2 separate regions of the Homo sapiens genome follow, and region 1 is linked to region 2. The links are chromatin contacts, found by Hi-C in ENCODE. All regions are on one chromosome and are shown on one strand. The core of a region is the stretch at or near the end of the contact, and the rest is flanking DNA. Distances in the headings are between cores, read along the strand shown. Region 1 holds the start of ACOX2 (acyl-CoA oxidase 2). Region 2 holds the start of FLNB (filamin B).

Region 1 (3,552 bases), core at 744-3,243, 530 kb after region 2:
CCTGTGTGCAAGAGGAACTGCCTAGGGCTGGGTGTCAGCCAGGGCTGGTTGGTAGAAGAAAGACATCCCTAAGTACCTGAATGCCACTCCACCTCCCCACTCCCCCTGTGGACACTGGCTGTGGACCAGGCACTGTGTGCATGGTAGGCATGGTATGCAGCCATTGCTTGGTACATGTTTGTTCAATACTTGTTAGCCAAAATTGGACAGGGCCTGACCCCAAAGATTGGGCTCTATCCACTGCAGTTTGAGTTACATGAATTGCCTAGGGAAATCTTCACAAAAAAGTCAGTGAAGCTTACACCTGAAGAAAATAATCCTGGAGAGGTTGAGTGGCCCCTAGCCACACAGCTGGAGATGGCCAGGAGTTGGATGGGGTCTGACCACAAAGCACATGACTTGTCCATACTACAGCTCCACTGTGGAGGATTGCTGGGGGCACCTTGGTCTCATTAAACTGCTCATAAGTTCTAGGATCACTCAGCTCCATTTCTATGAGCCCTGCAGGTATATTGTGGAACTGAAGGGAGGAAGCCTTCTTCCTGCCTGTGAAGTGTTCCCCTGGAGCCCCTGAGTGTCTTTCATACCCAGGTTGGACCCTGTCTCCTTCATGGCAAGTGCTTGGCCTCTGAGAAGCCCCTATTCCTCCACAGTGAGGCAACCATGAGGTGCAGTCCATCCTATTTCACAAGTCTCTTGAGTCCATCTGCTCCTTGCTATCTCTTTGGCTAGCATCCAGGCCACTGTTATCTCTTACTTGGCCTCAGTGTTCCTCTTATTTGTTCTCCCAGCTGCCAGGTGAACTCTTGAACTGCAAATCACATTGTTTTCCTCTCCTGCTTGGAATCTGCTCCTTGGGGCCCACTGTTTGTGGAATGGAGTCCTTGCTGTGTCTACCCAACCCTACTCCACTCACCTCTCTCCTATGTCAACTTACTGCCCTCATCCCTGGCCTCCACTCATTCTCTTCCTACCCTTTGCCCCTGCTGTTCTCTCTGAACAAAGTTCAGCTCCCTCGTTCCCTGGGTGCTCTAGGGTTAGGGACAAGTTCTTATTTGCTTACATGTTCCTCCCACAAGGCCTGGGAGGCCAGCTCTGCATTTCCTAGCTTGCAGCAGGTATGTTGTAAATCTCTCCGGCAGGCTGCCATGCTTTTGATCCCCTTCCTTCCTGACCTCAACCTGACAGATGCACTGCTGTTATTACCATTTTATGGAGAGGATGTGGGCCTTGGAAAGGGAGGAGACTTTATAAGGGTCATGCAACCACATGTAGCAAATGATTCATATGAGGCTTTCAAACCAATACCCCCAGCAGGGCTGTGGGGGTGCTGGCAAGGGGCCCCATCCTCTGCCCCCCGGAGTCCTGCAAGTGCCCCTAGTGCGGCTCCTCTCGTCCTGCCTTACCTCTTTTCCTTGCTCTGCTGCCACTGCCTCCTTGCTGTTCTGAATGCTCCAGGCCTCCCTGCCACTGCCAGCATTTGCTAGGGCATCTCCATCTGCCCAGAACACCCTTTCTTCAAATGTCACTAGGGCTTTTTGCATTGAACCTCATTTAACCTTAAAGAGGCCACCCTCTTTAAAACCCCAAGCCCCCTCCCCCGGCATTCCCTGTCCTCCTCACTCTGCTCTCCTTTTTCTCTTTTCACTTATCCCCTTCTGACATTTGAGATCATTTACTCATTTCATATGTTTTTGTTTACTTCCATCTCCCTGCTACTAACACAGAAACTGCAAGAGGGCCGGGATCTTTGTCACTGTCATGCCGTGACCCTAACACTTAGTGCAGGGCCTGATTTGCAGGAGGTGCCCAGTGAAGAAAGCCTTGCTCAGGGTCTCTCGGAGCTGCGGACAGGGTCATCATGGGGGCAGCCCTCTCCTCTGGGGTCTCCCAGTCCCTCCCTGCCCAAAAACCTGGCTCACCTGGCTCCCCTCTGTCCTGTGTCCGCACTGTAGGCCGGGCTGGCCTCTCCCCGGCTGTAGGCCGCAGCCTCTGGCAGGCTTGTGGTCCTGCCCTTCTCTCCTCCCACATAGGGGCTGGAACACAGAAGCTGAGAGAAACTGCTTGGCCAGCTCTCAAGCCCTTGTCTGCTCTCAAGCCCTTGTCTGCTCTCAAGCCCTTGTCTGCTCTCAAGCCCTTGTCTGGGCTTATGGAGCTCCTCTCCTTCCTCCCTCTCTTCCTGCATGGGTGTGACCTTTGTGCCTGTCGCTGGGGCTGCCCTGGGAGGACTTCTGGGAGGTTGGAGCCCTTACATCTCAAAGCCAGGGATTCCTTTGACACTACTTGTACCAAAAAGCTGTGTACCCCAGCAGTGTTTCCAAAGTGATATCCTGGTCTTCCCTGATCTTTCACTGTGTGCCCTTCAGGCACTCAAGCTGTTAATATCACACGAGCTTAATAGGCTCCCCTGAGATGGTCCTCATGTGAAAGGATTGCTCTGTAAGGTGTACGTTTTTCCTCTCTCCCCATGTTTCTGCTCTAAAATATGGCTTGTCTTATGCTTAGCATCCCCTGACATTCCCTGGAAAAATATTTGTGAAGCATCCATCTGTAGTGTGTGGGATCCAGATGAGAGCTGGGTCTTAGTGAGAGGAATGAGAGGCTTAGAGGTTCCCTCCCTGCATAACCACCTTGGAAAGTCAGATGCGGCTCCCCATTTTGCAGGTAAGGAAACAGGCTCAGGGAGGGATGTCACTTTGTTTGGGTTTGCACAATAAGTAGATTACGTAACACATTTGTGTAAGACTGGGAAAGAAATCAAGGGGCCAGTAGGAGATCAAGGCTCCTGTTCTGGCAGGACTTCTGAGCTATGTTGACTCTGAGCAGGTGTACTCCTTTCTGGGCCTTGGCCTCCCCTGTAATGCAAGGTATTTGCTCAGTAAGGAGCCTCACAGCACCCCATCATATCCCCAAGGTAGTGTCTAGCTTGTGTCTGTAGGAAGAGGCAGGACCTGTGGCCCAAGCTTTGCAACTTATCACCTAGTAGGTCCTTCTGGAGCTGTGGGGCTCAGACTCCTGGCAGTCCTCATTGCTGTGGGCAGTGGTTTCAGGGAAGGTGGTCTTGGCCCCACTGTTTGGAGGTGAAAGTTCTTACTTACACCTGGACTCATCTCCGCCAAGGATTTATGCTATCACTGACCATGGGCAATGACTTAGTTCCTCTCTGCCATAGAGAAAGGCTTGGATTGCAGGAAGTGCCCAGTGAAGAAAGCCTTGCTCAGGGGCCCTTGGAGCAAGGCTTTTTAATAAACTCTCCATGTTTAAATTGTTTTCTCATCCGCTTTGAAGCTGACCCTGTTCTGTATGTTTTGGATGTGATCATTTTGATTTGTTGCACTGAAATCTTGAATTCTCTAGCTTAAAAAGGCTTTTTAAATTACAAAATATTTCAAACTTGTACAAAAGTGGAGAGAAAAATATAATGAACCTGCATGTACCTAACACCCAGCACTAACAATGATCACACTTGTCTCCTTGTTCTTTGTGTTTAACTTTTTATTTTGAAATAACTTTAGAATTTCAGAAAGCTGCAAAAAGTTCTTGTATATCCTT
Region 2 (3,490 bases), core at 834-3,333:
CGCCACCACGCCCAGCTAATTTTTTGTATTTTTAGTAGAGCTAGGGTTTTTTCATGTTGGTCAGGCTGGTCTCGAACTCCTGACCTCAGGTGATCTGCCCACCTTGGCCTCCCAAGGTGCTGGGATTACAGGTGTGAGCCACTGCACCCGACTTGAAAGAAATTGCTTTGCACTGTGCTTGGCACAGAGGAACAGCAGGTGTTCATTCAATGCTTGCTGTTGTAATTATTCAGGCTTTTATCAACAGAGGGCTGGCCTGAGACTCTGCCATATCTCAGAACCTAGCACAGAACCTGGATGAGTACAGAGTAAGTGCTCAATGTATGCTGTGGTAGGCAGAGTAATAGCCCCCAAAGACGTTCACATCCTAACTCTCAGGACCTGTGAACATTCCCTTAAATGGCAAAGGGGAATTAAGGTTGCAAACAGGATTAGGGTTCTTAATCGGCTGATTTTAAAATAGGGAGATCATGTTGGACTAACCAGCTGGCCCAATGTCATCTTAAGAGTCCTTAAAAGGGCCAGGTGTGGGGAGGTTGAAGCTGCAGGGAGCCGAGATTGAGTCATAGCACTCCAGTTTGGGAGACGGAGTGAGACAAAAAAAAGGCTGGGCAAGGTGGCTCATGCCTGTAATCCCATCACTTTGGGAGGCAGAGGCTGGTGGATCGCTTGAGGTCAGGAGTTCAAGACCAGCCTGGCCAACATGGTGAAAGCCCGTCTCTATTAAAAATACAAAAATTAGCGGAGCGTGGTGGCGGGTGCCTGTAATCCCAGCCACTCAGGAGGTTGAGGCAAGAGAATTGCTTGAACCCAGGAGGAGGAGGTTGCAGTGAGCCGAGATTGCACCACTGGACTCTAGCCTGGGCAACGGAGTAAGACTCCATCGCAGGAAAAAAAAAAAAAAGGAAGATGTGCCTATGGAGAGAGGACTGTCTGAGGTCTGAGAGACTCCACCTGACATTGCAGGCTTGCTTTTCTGTTTTTTTTTTTTTTTTTTTTTTTTTTGAGACGGAGTTTTGCTCTGTCGCCCAGGCTGGAGTGCAATGGCACCATCTCAGCTCACTGTAACCTCTGCCTCCCAGGTTCAAGCGATTCTCCTATCTCAGCCTTCCCAGTAGCTGGGATTACAGGTACGCGCCACCACACCTGGCTAATTTTTGTATTTTAAGTAGAGATGGGGTTTTACCATGTTGGCCAGGCTGGTCTCGAACTCCTGACCTCAGGTGATCCACCCACCTTGGCCTCCCAAAGTGCTGGGATTACAGGTGTGAGCCATTGTGCCCAGCCCATTGCAGGCTTTCACAGAGAAAAGGGGCAGGAGTCAGGCGCGCAGGCAGCTTCTGGAAGTTAGAAAACACAAGGAAACAGATTCTTCCCTACAGCCTCCAGAAGGGAATGCATCCTGCCAACACTTTGTTTTTAGCTCAGCAAGACCTGTGTGGGCCATCGAACCTACAGAACTGAAGGATAATACATTTGTGGGTGTGTGTTTTCAAAGACACTAAGTTTTGGTAACTTGTTACAGCAGTAACTGGAAACTAAGACATGCAACAAGCCTTATTGTTCATTTTTACCACCACTACTGGGCTGTTGGTTATGGTGGAATTACACTTTTCTCTTCCATTAGGCTGTGTGAACTCCTTGAGGTTGTGCAATACGTTTGTCTGATTTACTACTGGTTAGCAGGCTCTGAGAAGAATGGCTGGTACACAGGCGGAGCTCAATAAAAGCCCTTACTGAATTTTATTCAATCTATATGTGGATGAAGACCTCCGCCCCGCGCGCCCCTCCCGCAAGTCCCACTGAGGCCCGACCCATTCTGTCCGGCTCCCAGCCCCCGCGGGTCCCCCCACCCCGGGGCTGACCGGGTGATTCAGGCAGCCCTACATCCTGCTGGGGTGGTGGGCTTCGAGCGCGGGTCCCAGGACGCAGTGGGGCGCAGTGCCTGCGGCAGGCGGCAGGAGGCGAGCGTGGCCCAGGAACTCCCGCGGGAGGGTCGGGACGGGGCGGGGCTTGGGGGCGGGGCGGCTCAGCGCGCAGGCGCGGGGCCAGGCGCCTCGCGCGGCCAGGGGCGGGCGGCCGCAGAGCAGCACCGGCCGTGGCTCCGGTAGCAGCAAGTTCGAACCCCGCTCCCGCTCCGCTTCGGTTCTCGCTCCTTCGGCCCTTGGGCCTCCAAACACCAGTCCCCGGCAGCTCGTTGCGCATTGCGCTCTCCCCGCCACCAGGATGCCGGTAACCGAGAAGGATCTAGCTGAGGACGCGCCTTGGAAGAAGATCCAGCAGAACACGTTCACACGCTGGTGCAACGAGCACCTCAAGTGCGTGAACAAACGCATCGGCAACCTGCAGACCGACCTGAGCGACGGGCTGCGGCTCATCGCGCTGCTCGAGGTGCTCAGCCAGAAGCGCATGTACCGCAAGTACCATCAGCGGCCCACCTTTCGCCAGATGCAGCTCGAGAATGTGTCCGTGGCGCTCGAGTTCCTGGACCGTGAGAGCATCAAGCTCGTGTCCATCGGTGAGTTCTCTGGCCGGGCCCAGGCGCCCACTGTGGTGCCGACCCGCCCCCGCGCGTGCACCCCTGCGGAGGGCGAGGATTTCCCGCAGCGCGCCCCCACCTCGGAGATAAGGGGGAGTCGTCCCCAGGGGTGGGTTATAGGGGGCCTAGACCCCCTCCCCGGTGTCTTCCCCTGGGATGGGACCTGTTGTGATCGCTCCCCGCCATCCGCCCCAGCAGTGCACCTTTGGCTGGCTAAGGGTTGAGGGTTTGGGCTGGGGTCACAGGAGGAGAGGTGGAGTTGTTGCATTTCTCTACACCTGGGGCGCCCCTATGGGAGCTAGGGGACTAGAAACCCTCGTTCGCTGTCCCCGGGGGCGGGCCCTAGGGTCAGATGCTCCGCGGAGTGCTCTCCCTGCTGCGCCCAGGTTGGTGCTCTCAGAGGCAGCTGAATGGGCGTTGGCTCGGAGGCCGGGCCGTGAGACCTGAGGAGGAACCGTTCTCTGCGCCTGGGGCCTCCCTGCCCAGGTGGAGACAGAGACCTGGTACCTTCCCCTGCCGTCGCTGGAATGGGTGTGGGCCCCGAGGTTGCAAGGGTAGGCGCGGGTGTGTGTCCTCGCTCTCTCTGCTCCCAGCTCAGCTCTGGCCGCGCGCCGCAGGTTGAACCCACTCCTTGCTGCCGAAGTTATAATTTAGAGATGGTGGTGGTAACAGTAATTGCTGTCTTGTAGGGAGCCCAACTAGCGTCCACTGTGTACCGTCAGCCTTCTAAGTTATCTCCGTCCCTACGCATCCTGCCATCTGGGGTGAGGCTAGACCCATTTTACAGATAAGGGGGTCCGGAGGGTTAATTGACCTGTCCAAGGTCAGCAAGTAGGGCCCAGCTGAGAACTGAAGGAAGTGGGCAACAGTTAGAAGGAGGCTTTGTTTTCCTCTCCTCTCCCAAACCTACACCAGGGTCTTCCTGAAAGGAGGGAGGGAATTGGTGTCTCT

Evidence for each region. A loop is a pair of places that touch in the nucleus more often than their neighbours do. Pooled maps may share reads with other maps.
Region 1: a loop to region 2 is called in a map with no recorded cell type, with 4 times the contacts of the local background. The contact joins the promoter of ACOX2 here to the promoter of FLNB in region 2. A Hi-C loop is called at or near these places in 1 of 168 maps with a recorded cell type or tissue (naive thymus-derived CD4-positive, alpha-beta T cell), 1 of 37 single-sample maps with no recorded cell type and 10 of 50 pooled maps.

The regions. Positions count from the first base shown.
Region 1 is chr3:58,535,197-58,538,748 of GRCh38, forward strand. It overlaps ACOX2 (acyl-CoA oxidase 2), which reads right to left and starts at 1,994. Exons shown (of 15, transcript NM_003500.4): 1 at 1,923-1,994; 2 at 1. LOC107984079 (a long non-coding RNA gene) reads left to right here and starts at 176. Exons shown (of 3, transcript XR_001740724.2): 1 at 176-1,118.
Region 2 is chr3:58,006,339-58,009,828 of GRCh38, forward strand. It overlaps FLNB (filamin B), which reads left to right and starts at 2,084. Exons shown (of 46, transcript NM_001457.4): 1 at 2,084-2,518. The coding sequence starts at 2,227.